2 separate regions of the Homo sapiens genome follow, and region 2 is linked to region 1. Evidence: chromatin loops called from intact Hi-C (ENCODE). Cell type or tissue: Calu3. All regions are shown on one strand. Region 1 overlaps CATSPERB (catsper channel auxiliary subunit beta). Region 2 overlaps FBLN5 (fibulin 5).

Region 1 (8,000 bases):
TCCCACTCTTCCTGTTTCCATCAAGTTCATCATTAAAGGTGCAGCACTGGTCAGATCTTCTATTTGCTCTAACATAGTGTAGGTGAATTATTCTTGAGACCCATCTGCTTCACCTCATTTAGATAGGACTTGGACCCATTTTCTCAACTCAGTAAAGTGCCTTGGAAAGTGGTAAACCTGGCTTCACTTATGAGGGCTTGATTTTTCCCTTTACTTTTCCTTTTGATATCTTCTCATCCACTGTCACCTTCTTATATGGTTTGGCTGTGTCCCAACCCAAATCTCAACTTGAGTTGTATCTCCCAGAATTCCCACATGTGGGAGGGACCCAGGGGGAGGTAATCAAATCATGGGGGCTGGTTTTTCCTGTGCTATTCTCATGATAGTGAATAAGTCTCACAAGATCTTATGGGTTTATAAGGGGTTTCCGCTTTTGCTTCCTCCTCATTTCTCTCTTGCTGCAACCATGTAAGAAGTGCCTTCCACCCTCTGCCATGATTGTGAGATCTTCCCCAGCCATGTGGAACTGTAAGTCTAATTAAATGTCTTTCTTTTGTAAATTGCCCAGTCTCGGGCATGTCTTGATCAGCAGCATGAAAAGGGACCAATACACCTTCTTACTTGTTAGAAGGGTATAACCGAGAGCCTTCAGGATTTTGTTGATTTACCTTCCTTCTCTCAATATTGCCTCAACAATGAACTATTATAGATTATTGGGTAACTTTTGAGATTGAGGTAGACTTGGAGATATCTTATTAGGTCTAACAGAAATTAGAAAAACACTGTCACCAAGACAAGACAGAGGCTGTGTTTTTTTGTTTGTTGTTTTTAACACACAGCATTTTTTATTGTATAGTTTAAAATTTCTTCTGATCTCCAGTTTCTTCTGATCTTCAGTCTCTGATACGATTTTAAATGACGAAGTTTCTGATATAACTTCAAAAAGCATGGTTTTGCAGGCCTCAATATTTTGTCCTTGATGTTCACCAGCAAAAGCAGTTTTACAGTTATACAATCTCCTCTATTGGTCCTTCCTTGTTTGAGAATAAGGACAGACCACAAAATCCTGATGCTATTTCTCCAGATCTTCACCACTCAGTTTATTTATTCTCTATTCTGTCAATAAAGCTTTTGTTTAACTTATGTCAGTATCAAGATTAATCCATGTGGTTTGTATGTCTGAATCATGTGTTGAGACAGCAGCTGTGTCAACCTAAGATTCTGGTGATCAGACTTTATATGATTGTGAAATAAATGAAAGTAATTGTGAATATTGTTAGGAGCACAATGTTGAACGTTTCCAGTATTCCAGAAAGCTCCCTCTTGCCTCTTGCTGCATTTCTTTTTTTTTTTTTTTTTTTTTTTTTTTTTTTTTTTGAGACAGAGTCTTGCTCTGTTGCTCAGACTGGGGTGCAGTGGTATGATCTCAGCTCACTGCAACCTCCGCCTCCCGGGTTCAAGCGATTCTCCTGCCTCAGCCTCCCGAGTAGCTGGGATTACAGATACCCGCCACCATGCCCAGCTAATTTTTTTTTTTTTTTTTGTATTGTTAGTAGAGACAGGGTTTCACCTTGTTGGCCAGGCTGGTCTCAAACTCCTGACCTCAAATGATCTGCCCATGTAGGCCTCCCAAAATGTTGGGATTACAGGCATGAGCCACTGTGCCCAGCCTAATGGTATTTCACTGAAGATTTAGTTTGCATGAGTAATAATGTTAAGTATATTTTCATGTGTTCATTTTTATATCCTTTTTTGTAAATTCTTTTCAAGTCTTTTTTGAATGAAGTTTTGATTTGAGTTACTTTTCTTACTGATTTCTATAAGATTTTAATGTATTACGGATATGATTTTTTGTTAGAAATATGTCTTGGAAATATCTTCTTGTAATTAGTGGCTTGTCTTATTTATCTTCTTCATGGTATCTTTTGAACAAAAATTATTAATTTTTGAAAGCTCAATTGACCAATCTTTCCTTTTATGGTTAGCACTTTTTACTTCTTGTATTCTATTTAAGAATTCTTTGCCTATCCCAAAGCTATGAAGATATTCTCCTGTTTTCTGGAAATTGGTTGTTTTAGATTTTATATACAGATCAAAGTAAAATCTCTAATTTTGTATATGTCATGAAGTGAGGTTCATTTTTTTCCCTGTATGACTACCAGAGCCTCTACTCTGGCCTTGAATTGAATATTCATCCCAAGCTTTTCTTTCTGCTTTTGTAAGCTCTCCAATATATCCATAGAAGTCATGCCACCCCACAATCTTTGTAAAAATTATGGTTGTCACTGTAATCAACTGCAGCTACTCCAATGGACCACCTCAAGTCTTGCCCTCCACAGACACTGCATCCCACACTCGCCACAGAGATAATTTGAGTAATTGTGAAGCCCTTGCTTGCTATGGTTTGCCAGGCATAAGTGGTCATCTGTTCACTCATTAAGTGTGTAAGCAACTCAGTCCCAGAATCCCACCACTATATTCTATGCCTTAGGGACACTGTAGGTAAAAACACTATATCAGTTTTGGACCATGCAGGAAACGTAATTCCTCTCAGGTGTTTTACCTGAAGAAGCTTTACAAGGGGACTATTTGCAGAGGGCAGACATAGTTAAAGGGAGCAACAGTGATAGTAAAATATCCAGAGACTAGCAATGGAAGAAAGATGTTACAGTCTCTTTGCTTAGAGGGGGGATAAGATAGATAGATGGCATTACTAAAGCCCAGTCAAAGCTGGAATGGAGTAGGGACCACCCTTTAAGAGGTGTAATCTAGGAAGCTCACAGCCACCACAAAACCACACCACCAAAGCAAGAAGAAAGAGGATGAAAACTACCTTAACTTCTGTCTCCTTCTCCTTTCTTAACTCCTGCTGCTGCATTTCATTTGCCAAGCCCAATCAGGAGTCAACTGGAAACAGCACAAAGATTGCAATTCATAGAAATCAGTCTTCCATTGCACCAAACAGGAAAGAGAAAGTCTGAGAGTGGATCTGGAGGAATGGCCAAATAGAGAATAAACAGCACATATTGTGAAATAAAAACCAAAATAGACCTAGCAAGATAATGTTGGAAACAGTAAAAATAACACCTAAGAAAACTAAATTGTCAATAAAAATTATAGAATATTAAAAATTATAAATATAAACTATAGAAACATACCCAGATGTAAAATGAACAAATAAGTGGAGAAAATCTAAAATAATAAATATAGATGCTAAAGATTCAGGAACTGCAAAATTGTAGGGATTTCTAGTGATGAACAAAAATTGTGGCTGTATGTTTCTCTCTTTTATCTACAGTTTCTGGCATAGTATAGCCCTCTGATAGAAATGGGTGGGTGGATGGATGGATGGATGGATAAATACAAAAAACAGAAAGAACAGAGGAAACCAAAATCAATAATGACATTAATTTTTTTAACTAAAAGCAAAACAAACCAACACTAAAAGCAGAAACACTCTTCGAAATGGGAAATGTAAGTCAATTTTAAAGAAACAAAAATCAAGCCAGCCTTGGATTCTTCTGCTGCAACAATGCCTGTTGCATATTCTAATATAGAACCTCCAAAAAAATTAGTTTCACCTAAGAATTTGGAACCAACTCAACTCATTATTCATATTCGTATTCATTTTCTAAAAGAAAAACATAGAATTCTTCTACAACAAATTATGGTGATTCCTTCCGTGACACTGGTTTTACTGATAAACATATGTCCTATTGCTTTATTTTCTTCTCTGCACACACAATAACTTTGTTTGAAAGCATTTTAAGCAGCAATAAAACTCAACATGTATTGCACCAATGATCTAGGAAGCTCAGTTAAAGTGATGACACTTTATAAAAGTTATAAATAACTGATTTATAAATATTTATAAAGTTATAAATAACTGAGACAAAGTACATGCATGGGTAGGCAATTGACCACTATGGTTTCAGTGCCCTCTGGCTGACAATGATTGTAAGACACATCAATTATAAGACGTGTCTCAATTCCCAAGCTGTTAACATGTGAAACATGCATTTCTTGCCATATTTATCCACAAAATATGGCATATTGAACCTTAGCAATTACAACAGCAAAGTTTTGCTACTGAAAAGCTCACGGGAGCATAAGAAAAAGCCTGACTACATGTGATTCAGAGGAAATAATTATAAATATTATTGACACAAAAAATAAAAACACAGTGAGAGTCTCTCAGAACCACATGATAAAATAATCAAGAATTTAAAAGACAAGAGGAATAACAAAAAGTTAAAACTAAAAAGCCAAGGTTTTGCCATCCCTAAAAGGCAATCCAAAATACTATCTCTTTATCTGAGTATAACTTTACATGGAGTTAGGAATTTTTTTGGAATCCTTTATTGTGATCATTCATGGAATTTTTTTAAATGTGCATGCTGGCGGGCGTCTGTAATCCCAGCTACTTGGGAGGCTGAGGCAGGAGAATCGCTTGAACCCAGGAGGTGGAGGTTACAGTGAGCCAAGTTCGTGCCACTGCACTCCAGCCTGGGTGACAGGCAAAACTCTGTCTCAAAAAAAAAAAAAAGTGTGTACAATACAAGTCTTAAAAAGCAAAAGAAGGCTAGATGTGGTGGCTCATGCTTGTAATTCCAGAACTTTGGGAGGCCAAGGCGGGAGCATCACTTGAGCGCAGGAGTTCAAGACCAGCCGGGGCAACAATCTCTACACACACACACACACACACACACACACACATATATGTATACATTTAAGTTTGTGTATATGTATTAAAGCAAAGGAAACAGAATAACCCATAAAAATAGACATGAAAGAGAGAAAAGACATAGCAGAAAATGTACAAAGCATAAAATAGAATAACCAAAAGTAGAGCTGGTCTACAGTTATCACCATAAATGTTCATTTATTCAGCAGCATTTATTGAGTACCTCGTATATGCCAGGTACTGTTCCAATCACTAAGGGTACAGCAGTCTCTTTTCCTGTGGAACTTACACACTTGTCAGAAGACACTGATAATTAACAAATAAACCAAAATAGGCTGTATGTAAGATAAATGCTACACAGGAAAAAAAAAAAAAGCAAGATAGGTGAATGGGAAGTGCCAGGTGAAGTGTGTGTTGCGTTGTGTGGTGTAGCATGTATTGTGGTCTGGGTGAGCGGCCTTGAAGCAGATGAGGGAATGAGCAGATATCCGAGGTAATCTACATTTCTCCATTAAAGACAGAGTCTTATTTTGGATTTTAAAATCTTGAAATATATTGCCAGGAGTGAAAAACTTAAAGCTAAAGTGGAGAGAAAAAAATATAAATAAAGATTTGAACAAGTATGTGAAACACACTGGGAGAGAAAGCAGAGGCAGTAATGTTCATATTCACACAGAGCAGGAATTTTAGGCTGAAAGTATTCAATAAACAAAGTTCTTTCTGTGATAAAATATAAATAGTACAAATATATCATATTGAGTCAATGCTCTAAAAGAATACAAGATATGTAAATATACAAAAATGAACTATAAGGAACATGAGAAGGAATCAACTGAAGTGCCAAAGTAGAATACATTTGAAATTGACAGTGTTAAATCTTTAATACATGAAGATCAAGATAAGACTATAAGGGAACATTCCATGTAGAGGAATTAAGATGTTGTGTTGAAATATAGGGCACATGTAGTATACTATAGCTAAATTTCCTAGGGATGACTTATTGATGATAAGACCAAGCAGGTAAACTGAACCCAGTTTTCCATTTGAGTCAAGCTAAAGAATTTCATCATGCCATTAAAAGATTATTAACATAATCATATTTGTATTTTAGAAAGATCATATGGGGAATATACTGGAAAATGTAAGATTTTTGGCCAAGTGATATGTTGATAAGAGGCTATTTTAAAAGCTGAAATGTGATGATGAGGGTCTGGATTAGAAAAGTGGCCACAAGTATGAAGAAAACAGTGGCAAATTATGAATGAAACCAGTGGGAGTTTGTGAAGGATTGGCTGTGAAATAGGAGGAAGTGTGTATAGTCAAGAGTTACACATAGGGCAACTGGATGAGTAATGATATGATGAACATCATCCGTAGAACACAGTATCCAAGGGACTTCCATTTCCAATTGTGGCTTCAGTTTGCTGCTGAGAATAATTTAACAAAATACTTAGATAAATTATTTTTTAAATTGATAACCTGAAAAGCTAATAGAAACAACCAGGCCAAACTCTAAGGGAAAACAAAACCTTGGTGATATGGTTTGGCTGTGTCCCCAACTAAATCTCACCTTGAATTGTAGCTCCCATAATCCCCATGTGTTGTGGGAGGTACCTGGTAGGAGGTAATTTAATCATGGGGGCAGGCCTTTCCCGTGCTGTTCTGGTGATAGTGAATAAGTCTCACAAGATCTGATGGTTTTATAAAAGGAGTTCCCCTGCATAAGCTCTCTTGCCTGCTACCATGTAAGATGTGACTTTGCTCCTCATTTGCTTTCAGCCATGATTGTAAGGCCTCCCCCAGCCATGTGGAACTGTGAGTCAATTAAATCTCTTTCCTTTATAAATTACCCAGTCTCAGGTATGTCTTTATTAGCAGCATGCAAACAGGCTAATATACTTGGAGAGGTAAAGAGGGCACACAGTACCAAAGTCCTTTTGACCTGAAGAGATTTACAAATTCCTGCAAACTTAGACTTTGAATTTGGTGGACTAATGAAGAGTTATGGCCCTGAGTCTACCCAGGTAGTGAGAATATAGATGGTGTGCCCCACCATACACCAGAACCCCTGAGGGCTCTACCCTTACGATAAAGATTAATCAGAGGTAAATCCATACACACTCACACATATCCCCAAGGAATACAACAAAGTCGTCTTGTTAAGTGAGTAGGAAAAGAAAAAGAGAGAAAAAAACCTGTCTGAGAGGTTATGGCCATTGGAAGGCCCCTGTGAGATTTGCAGCCCTGATTTGCATTGTCTGGGATTACAGGTGCCCACCACCACACCCAGCTAATTTTTGTATTTTTAGTAGAGATGAGGTTTCACCATGTTGGCCAGGCTGGTGTCCACCTCCTGACCTTAGGTGATCTGCCCGCCTCAGCCTCCCAAAGTGTTGGGATTGCAGGCATGAGCCACTGCTCCCAGCCATTCATGATTTTTTAAACAAACATTTATTAAAGCATGAATAGAATGTAACTTCTTGATTAAGAGTATCTAGGGGGGAAAGAAGCTATAGCAAATATCCAATCATATTTTCTAATAACACACCAAAAGCTTTTGCTATGTCATCTACCACTGCCTCTATTCATCATTGTATTGGAGGGCTGAATTAGTCTAGACAGGCAAGAACAATATATTAAAAGTGTGAGATTGGAGAGGAAGGAGCCCAGCTATTCCTGTAACAGATTATCTAATTGTGGAGATAGACAACCTCAGGCTCGTGTAGCTGAAGCAGAGTAAGCATTGCAGAAAGTCATAGGAGATAAGGTCAGAGAGGGACTGGAATTCATACCACGGTGGCCCTTGGAGGGCATTGCAAGGATTTTGACTCTTACTGAGAGAGAGGTTGAAGCCATGGAGAGTTTTGATGAGGAGAGTGGATGAAGTGACTTAACATTTTGAAAGTGTTACTTTGGATGCTTTTTTGAGAACAGACTGAAGGGAGCTATGGGCAGAATCACAGAGACCAATTCGGAGGCACAAGAGAGATGACAGTGGCTTGTACAGGGTGATAGTGGTGACAGAGGTGAGAAGTGGATGGAGTCTACATATATCATGAGGCTAGAGTCAATAGGATTTCTGATGGATTCGATGCAGGGTATGAGAGAGAGGAATTAAGAATGACATTGAGGGGAGGAGCCAAGATGGCCGAATAGGAACAGCTCCGGTCTACAGCTCCCAGCGTGAGCGACACAGAAGACGGGTGATTTCTGCATTTCCATCTGAGGTACCGGGTTCATCTCACTAGGGAGTGCCAGACAGTGGGCGCAGGCCAGTTGGTGCGCGCACCGTGCGCGAGCCGAAGTAGGGCGAGGC
Region 2 (8,000 bases), 260 kb before region 1:
TTATCCTGCCCTTAGGAACAACAAAAAATAAAAGGCAAAGAATGGTAGATTTTTACCATATGTAACCATCATTATCTTTGGTCATGTTATAGTATGATTTGTTTACAATATACTGCTGGATTTGTTTGGCTAACATTTTATTTAGGATTTTTGTCATTAATGTCTATAAAGTAGAATGACCTGCCACATTTCTTTTTTAATATTACTCTTACTAGTTTTGGTGTCCACATATAAGCTTGATAGAGTGAGATATTGTTCCTTTTCTATTCTCTGGAAAGTTAGAATGGTCTAACCTTAGGTCATTCATGGAAATTTTATTCAAATTCAATTCATGGAAAGTTTATTTGAATTTGCCTATAAGATCATTGAGATTTGGTATTTTTGGGTGTGTGAGTGGGAAGATTTTTAGCTACTGATATGATTTCTTTTTTTTTTTTTTTTTTTTTTTTTGAGATGGAGTCTTGCTCTGTCGCCCAGGCTGGAGTGCAGTGGCGTGATATCGGCTCACTGCAACCTCCGCCTCCCGGGTTCATGCCATTCTCCTGCCTCAGCCTCCTGAGTAGCTGGGACTACAGGTGCCCACCACCACGCCTGGGCTAATTTTTTTGTATTTTTAATAGAGACGGGGTTTCACCATATTAGCCAGGATAGTCTCGATCTCCTGACCTCGTGATCCACCCGCCTTGGCCTCCCAAAGTGCTGGGATTACAGGCGTGAGCCACCGTGCTTGGCCGCTACGATATAATTTCTTAAAGTTAGGGGACTGTTTGCACTTTCTGTTTCTTCTTAAGTCAGTTTTACATAGTTACCTTTTTCTAAGAACTTGTCTACTTAATAAGTTTTTAGCTTCATTTGCATAAGCTTTTTCTTACCATTCTTTGTGTTATCTATTTGATCTTTGCTGACTTTGTAGTTCTGTTGTATTTTCATTCCCAATATTGTGCTAACTCTTTTTTTTTTATTATTTTTTATTTTTTTAGACAGAAACTTGCTCTGTTGCCCAGGCTGGAGTGCAGTGGTGCGATCTTGGCTCACTGCAACCTCCACTCCCTGGGTTCAAGTGATTCTCCTGCCTCAGCCTCCTAAGTAGCTGGGATTACAGGTGCTCGCCACCACACCCAGCTAATTTTTGAATTTTTAGTAGAGATGGGGTTTCACCATGTTGGTCAGGCTGGTCTTAAACTCCTGACCTCAGATGATCTGCCTGCCTCAGCCTCCCAAAGTGCTGGGATTACAGGTGTGAGTCACTGCACCCAGCCTTGTGTTAATTCTTTAATTAAAAAACAAAAAACAAAACAAAACAAAACAAAACAAAAAAAAAAACCACACAGATATTGCCAGAGTCATATCAGTTTGCTGTTTTCAAAAAGAAATATTTTGCTTTGTTGCTCTCCCCGATCTCTTTCTTTTCCTTTTGCTTTTATTTCATCAATTCCTGTTTTTTATTCTTTTCTTTCTATGTTTTGGATTTGTTTCTGTTTAAATTTTTTTCTTTTTTTATTTTTTCGAGAGTCTCATTCTGTTGCCTAGGCTGTATGCAGTGGCATGATCATGGTTCACTGCAGCTTTGATCTCCTGGGCCTCAAGTATCTGGGACCACAGGTATGTACTATACTGCCCAGCTAATATTTGTTGTTTTTTTTTTTTTTTTTTTTTTTTGAGACAGAGTCTCACTCTGTCGCCCAGGCTGGAGTGCAGTGGCATGATCTCGGCTCACTGCAAGCTCCGCCTCCTGGGTTCATGCCATTCTCCTGCCTCAGCCTCCTGAGTAGCTGGGACTACAGGCGCCTGCCACCACGCTCGGCTAAATTTTTTTGTATTTTTGTAGAGACAGGGTTTCACTGTGTTAGCCAGGATGGTCTCGATCTCCTGACCTCGTGATCTGCCTGCCTCGGCCTCCCAAAGTGCTGGGATTACAGGCATGAGCTACTGCGCCCAGCTAATATTTGTATTTTATGTAGAGGCAGGGCCTCGCCATGTTTCTCAGGCTGGTCTCGAACTCTTGAGCTCAAGTGATCTGCCTGCCTTGGCCTCCCAAAGTGCTAGGATTACAGATATGAGCAACTGTGCATGGCCCCTTTTCTAATTTCTTAAGCTGGTTGCTTAGCTCATTAACTGTAAGCCTTTCTTCTTTCATTAAGTCAGCACTTAAGACTACATATTTTTTGGTGTGACCTATAAGTTTGGATGTATGGTATTTATTGCTATTAAGTTGTAAGAATTTTTAATTTTCCCTGTAATCACTTCTTGTTATCCATGATTTATTTAGTGGTGAGTTTCTGAATGTTACACATTTATGGGGATTTAAATTATCTTTTTGTTATTGATTTATAACTTAATTGCGTTGTCATCAGGACATAGGGTCTTCATGATTTATTCACTTTGGTATCCACAATGCCTAGCACAATGCCAAGAATGTAGATGTCATTTAGTAAGTATTTGCTGATATAATTGAATGATAGTTGAGTGAACATCTATTGACCAGGCGTTAGAAGAATTATCTCTGCTCAAATTGTCCAATCCTTCCAGCTACTTGATATTCCAAAATAACTCCACAAATGGGCACTGGAAATATAATGGCCCCTCAAAATTGTCTTCTATGCTGCTCACTCCTTTCCTCCTTTGGCCTGGAAAACAGGCACTGAGTGGGTGAGTGAGAGGATAGTAAAACTGGCAGTGTGAGACCATCACACCCAGTCTCATACATAATAGATTTAGGTAACGGTTCTCCCTCTTATTTCTTATATGACCCAGAGAAATGCATTTCTTCTTTAATAGTAATAGGCTCTATTAATACATTTTAGGTGGCATTTCCTCTAGTGGAATCTCTTATCTCATTGAATCCTCCAAAATATTCAGGCATGATATTCCCATTTTAAAAATGGGGAAATGGACATAAAGCTAGTTAGTGGAGGGGCTGGTTGGGTTCGTGATGTGTATTTTTTGTTCTGTACACGAACCATCTCCACCTCATTTTTATCACTTATAATGACAGGGTAGTAACACCTTAGACTTCCCTAAGGGAATAGAGGTAGATAAAAACTTGTGATTGAATTATACTTGTAAAAGGGCGTTTGAAGACAAATAATGAAAAATACGAATCCATTCTGCACTACTCAATATGGAGTACATATTGAGTTAATACACATTGGTTAATACATATTGGTTAAATGAATGAATGGATGAATGGATGGATGAGTGAACAGCTCTTATTTTGATGAGTACATTTTCTGCTTTTTGGATCAACAACCTCTTTAGCATATTAAAGAAGAAAAGTGTCTCAGTCTTTTCCTGAGCCCCTAAGAACTGCTTTTTTTTTTTTTTTTTGAGTCAGAGTCTCACTCTGTCACCCAGGCTGGAGTGCAATGGTACAAACATGGCTCATGGCAGCCTCGATTTCCCGGGCTCAAGCGATCCTCCAACCTTAGCCTCCCGAGTAGCTGGGACCACGGGTGCACACCACTATGCCCAGCTAATTTTTTTCTTTTCTTTGAGATATCGTCTAGCTCTGTCACCCAGGCTGGAGTGCAGTGGCACAATCTCGACTCACTGCAACCTCCGCCTCCTGGGTTCAATTGATTCTCCTGCCTCAGCCTCCCAAGTAGCTGAGATTACAGGTGTGTGCCACCACGCCTGGCTAATTTTTGTATTTTTAGTAGATACAGGGTTTCACCACGTTGGCCAGGCTGGTCTTGAACTCCTGACCTCAAGTGATCTGCCCACCTCGGTCTCCCATAAATGCTAGGATTACAGGTGTGGGCCACCACGTCCTGCCCAGCTAATTTTTCTATTTTTTATTTTTTGTAGAGACAGGGTCTCGCTATGTTGCTCAGGCTGGTCTCTAACTCCTGGCCTCACGTGATCCTCACACCTTAACCTTCCAAAGTGTTGGGATTACAGGCATGAGTCACCATACCCAGCCCCGAAGGGCCTTTTGAAGATGCCTACTTAAAAAGTCTTGAAAGAGGTCCAAAGGGAAATGTTAGAACTTCCTTATTTTAGAGCAAATCTCAGGAAATATGGCAGTGTTTATACATTATAACATTTAGATAGTACAACAACATTTATAACAATGTTTGTGCATTAAACTAATATGTATACAATGTAACAATGATGCACAGTGTAATATTCATATGACATGAGACAAACTGGAAAATAAATAATTGTGCTCCTAAATGCTTTTTAAAGTAACATCAGATGAGGAGGTCTTCCGCTTTCAGGTTACCCTCTTAGCAAGTTTTCTTCCTACTTGCTAATAGGTCTACAAGGTCATGCCCTCATTTTGTGTGCCGAGGCACAGCGTGGGCATCTCCCAGCCGTTTTTTTTTTTTTTCCGTCTTTTCCTTTTGCATCCTCCAGAGGGCCTCCTTAGCCCTGCAGAGGTAAGAGGTTTAGGCAGTGAGTAGTGAGGGCAGGGAGCTCAACTGGGCCCCAGAGCATTTGGATTCACCAACCTTTCCAGATAGAAGAGACCTCAGAGGCCTTATTTTCTCAAACGAGCTGAGAAAGACTTGCTGGAAGGCCACTGCGGAGCTAGTGGAAGGTTCCGGACTAGAACCTGACTTTCAGTTCCTTCTTTATTTTTTCTTTTAGGAGGTGGGCTCCCCGCCCTCACACTCCCTTCTCTTCCTCTTCTTCCTCCTCCTACTTCTTGAGATGAAGCTATTGCCAGTCTTGACTGAGGGCCAATTCTGTGCCTGGTACTGTGTAAAGAGCTTTAGTTATGTGTGATTCTCACAAAACCCCATGAATTAACTACCATCATTATCAACTCCTTTCACAAACGAGGAAACGAAGGTTTTTAGGGGCAAGTAAACAACCAACCAAAAAACTTGTTTAAAATTACAAAGCTGGCCAGGCGTGGTGGCTCACGCCTGTAATCCCAGCACTTTGGGAGGCTGAGGTGGGCGGATCACTGGAGGTCTGGAGTTTGTGACCAGCCTGGCCAACCTGGTGAAAAGCCCGTCTCTACTAAAAATACAAAAATTAGCTGGGCATGGTGGCATGCACCTGTATTCTCAGCCACTTGGGAAGCTGAGGCGGGAGAATCACTTGAACCCAGGAGGTGGAGGTTGCAGTGAGCTGAGATCGTGCCGCTGCACTCCAGCCTGGGTGACAGAGTGAGACTCTGTATTAAAAAAAAAAAAATTACAAAGCTAAAAAAATGAGGGCAGCAGAATTTGAACCAGATCCGACCCCAAAGCTGGTGTTCCCACTTGCCTGTGTTGTCCTTTGAATCGAGTTACTAGAGGCTCAAGATGCCCACGTCATAGTCCAGACCTCTTTGTTCCTGCTTCTTTCCTTCCCTGCCTCCCCTTCTCTACCTTCATCTTTCTCCCCGCCATCCCTTTCTCCCCAGCACTCTACCCTGATTCCGTGATGCTTGAATTTTAATTCCTCTGTGGAGATGGGGTTACAGAAGAGATGTGGGCTGTTGGGGTGGAGTTAAGTTTCTCAGGAGCACAGGATGGCTGCTGGACTTTTCTTTATGGGGTTTTGTTTTTGATCACAGATCGATTATTTCTTTCAGTGGGAACAGTTTATAGAACTTAGAATGCAATCAATGAAGAAATATGTTTTGATTTACAGATATTCACTTTTTTATTGTAGTAAAAATGCGTAACAAGAAATGTATTATCTTGACCGTTTTCAAGTGCACAGCGCGGTAGTGTGAAGTGTATTTACATTGTTGTGCCGCAGAACTTTTTCATCTTGCCAAACAAAAACTCCGTATCTATTAAGCAACTTTCTCTCTTTCCCCTTCTCTCTAGCCCGTGATAACCACCATTCTACTTTCTGTTTCTATGAATTTGACCTCTTTAAATATATCATATAAGTGGACTCATACAGTATTTGTCTTTTTGTGAGTGGCGTGTTTCACTTAGCATACTGTCCCCAAGCTTCATTCATGTTGTAGCACGTGCTAGAGTTTCCTTCCTTTTTAAGGCTGAACAATATTCCCTCATGTGAATGTACCACATTTTGGGTATTCATTCAACGGCTAATAGACATTTGGGTTGCTTCCACCTCCTGGCTATTGTGAATAATGCTGCTATGAACATAGGTGTATAGGTATCACTTCAAGATCCTGCTTACAATTATTTTGTACGTATATCCAGAAGTAATATTGCTGGATCATGTGGTAATTTTGTATTTAATTTTTGGAGAACCACCATACAGTTTTCCATAGTGGCTACCCAATTTTACATTCCCACAAGTGTTCAGTTTCTCCACGTCCTCACCAACACGTTTTTTTCTATTTTTTGTTGTTGTTTTTTGTTTTTAATTGTTGTTTTAAATCATATCAGCTGTCTTAGTCCCTTTGGTGTTGCTATAACTGAACACCACAGACCAGGTAATTTATAAAGAATAGAGGCCTATTTAGCTCATGGTTCTGGAGGCTGAGAGGTCCTAATGCATGGTGCCAGCATCTGGTGGGCCTTCTGGCTGTGTCATAACACGGTGGAAGGCATCATGTGGCCAGAAAGCAAGAGTGTGAATATCAGCTCGGGTCTGTCTTTGTCTTCTTAGAAAGCCACCAATTCCATCATGGGGGCCCCATCCTGATGACTTTATCTAATTTTATTTACCTCCCAAAAGCTCCAGCTGTAATCGACCTAAGAATTTTAGTTGCATTTCCCACACTTTTAATACTGTCACAGTGGCAACTGAATTTCAGTACATGAACTTTGAGGGACACATTCAAACCATAGCAGTAGTCATCCTAACAGTTATGAGGTGAGTGACTGGGTTTTAAATTAATATTCTGTATTAGGCACTGTGCTTGGAGTAGGGGCTACAAAGATAAAGTGTGTTTCCTGCCCTCGCATCACTCACAGTCTTATGGCTAGGCTAGTGTTTCTGTGGGTGTGAACACTTGTGCTAGCATCAGCTTGATGTTGGTAAAAGTACTGATTCCTGGCCGGGCGCGGTGGCTCACACCTGTAATCCCAGCACTTTGGGAGGCCGAGGCAGGCGGATCACGAGGTCAGGAGATTGAGACCATCCTGGCTAACACGGTGAAACCCCATCTCTACTAAAAATACAAAAAATTAGCCGGGCGTGGTGGTGGGCACCTGTAGTCCCAGCTACTCGGGAGGCTGAGGCAGGAGAATGGCGTGAACCCGGGAGGTGAAGCTTGCGGTGAGCCGAGATTGCGCCACTTCACTCCAGCCTGAGCGACGAGTGAGACTCCATCTCAAAAAAAATAATTAATTAATTAAAAAAAAAAGTACTGATTCCCAGGACTCTTTCTAGACCTCCTGAATCAAGAGCTCTATATTTTTAGAACAAGCCTCCAAAGACACTCTTATGTACACCATTGGGCTAGGTCAGTAGTTCTCAATTTGGCTGTACATTCAAATCAATTTCTGGGTTCCTCCCAGGGGTTCTGATTTAACTGGGTTGGGATGGGCTCCTATGTTTTAGAACTTCCCAGGTGATTCAAATGTACAGTCAAGGCACATTTGGCGAAACACTGGACTAGGTGATTTCTAAATTCTTTCCAGATGTAAAATTCTGCCCCCAGCAGCATTTTTTTAGTTCAGCAAATATTTATTGACTTGTCTCCTCCTTTCAGGGCTCTGGGTCAGCCAGGGTGTGAGGGTCAAGAAAAGACTGGGCTCAAATAGGCGGCCTTGAGTTCGTATCCTGACTCATTCATGCTGACTACCAGGATAACCTTTGAGAAGTCCCCAAACCAAGAGAGGGTGATAGAAGCCTAATGAAGAAAGTCTCTGTAGAAGATGAGAGAGGTTCACTGTGCCAAATGCTGCTAAGAAGGGGTGAAGGATGAAGACTGGGAATGAGAAAGGATTGTTGGATTTGTCATTGAGGAGGCCATTGGTGACTTTGATGAGAGAGGCTTTAATGGAATAAAAGAGAAGGAAGCCTGATTGGAGTCAAGAACGGGAGGTGTGCAGGCAGAGCAGTGACAATAGACAGCAACTTCTGGGAAGTCTGTGGCAGAGGAGTGCAGAGAAGTGTGAAGTACATTGCGT

The links. Hi-C counts contacts between places; a loop is a spot of excess contacts. Peaks named below come from ENCODE experiments on the same cell type or tissue, not always from the same donor. Only the 100,000 strongest peaks of a DNase experiment are listed, where the experiment ranks them.
Region 2: a loop joins it to region 1, with 11 times the contacts of the local background. A loop is called at or near these places in 63 of 110 quality-filtered maps.

The regions. Positions count from the first base shown.
Region 1 is chr14:91,646,048-91,654,047 of GRCh38, reverse strand. The region is part of intron 15 of CATSPERB (catsper channel auxiliary subunit beta); the gene reads left to right. Among named protein-coding and RNA genes, the nearest start is that of CATSPERB, 82 kb to the left of the region's middle. RefSeq lists an enhancer at 7,501-8,000. In Calu3, a CTCF peak has its summit at 3,879; a DNase peak (open chromatin) is centred at 3,947.
Region 2 is chr14:91,908,137-91,916,136 of GRCh38, reverse strand. The region is part of intron 4 of FBLN5 (fibulin 5); the gene reads left to right. Among named protein-coding and RNA genes, the nearest start is that of FBLN5, 36 kb to the left of the region's middle. In Calu3, no CTCF peak of the experiment used is centred here; a DNase peak (open chromatin) is centred at 4,396.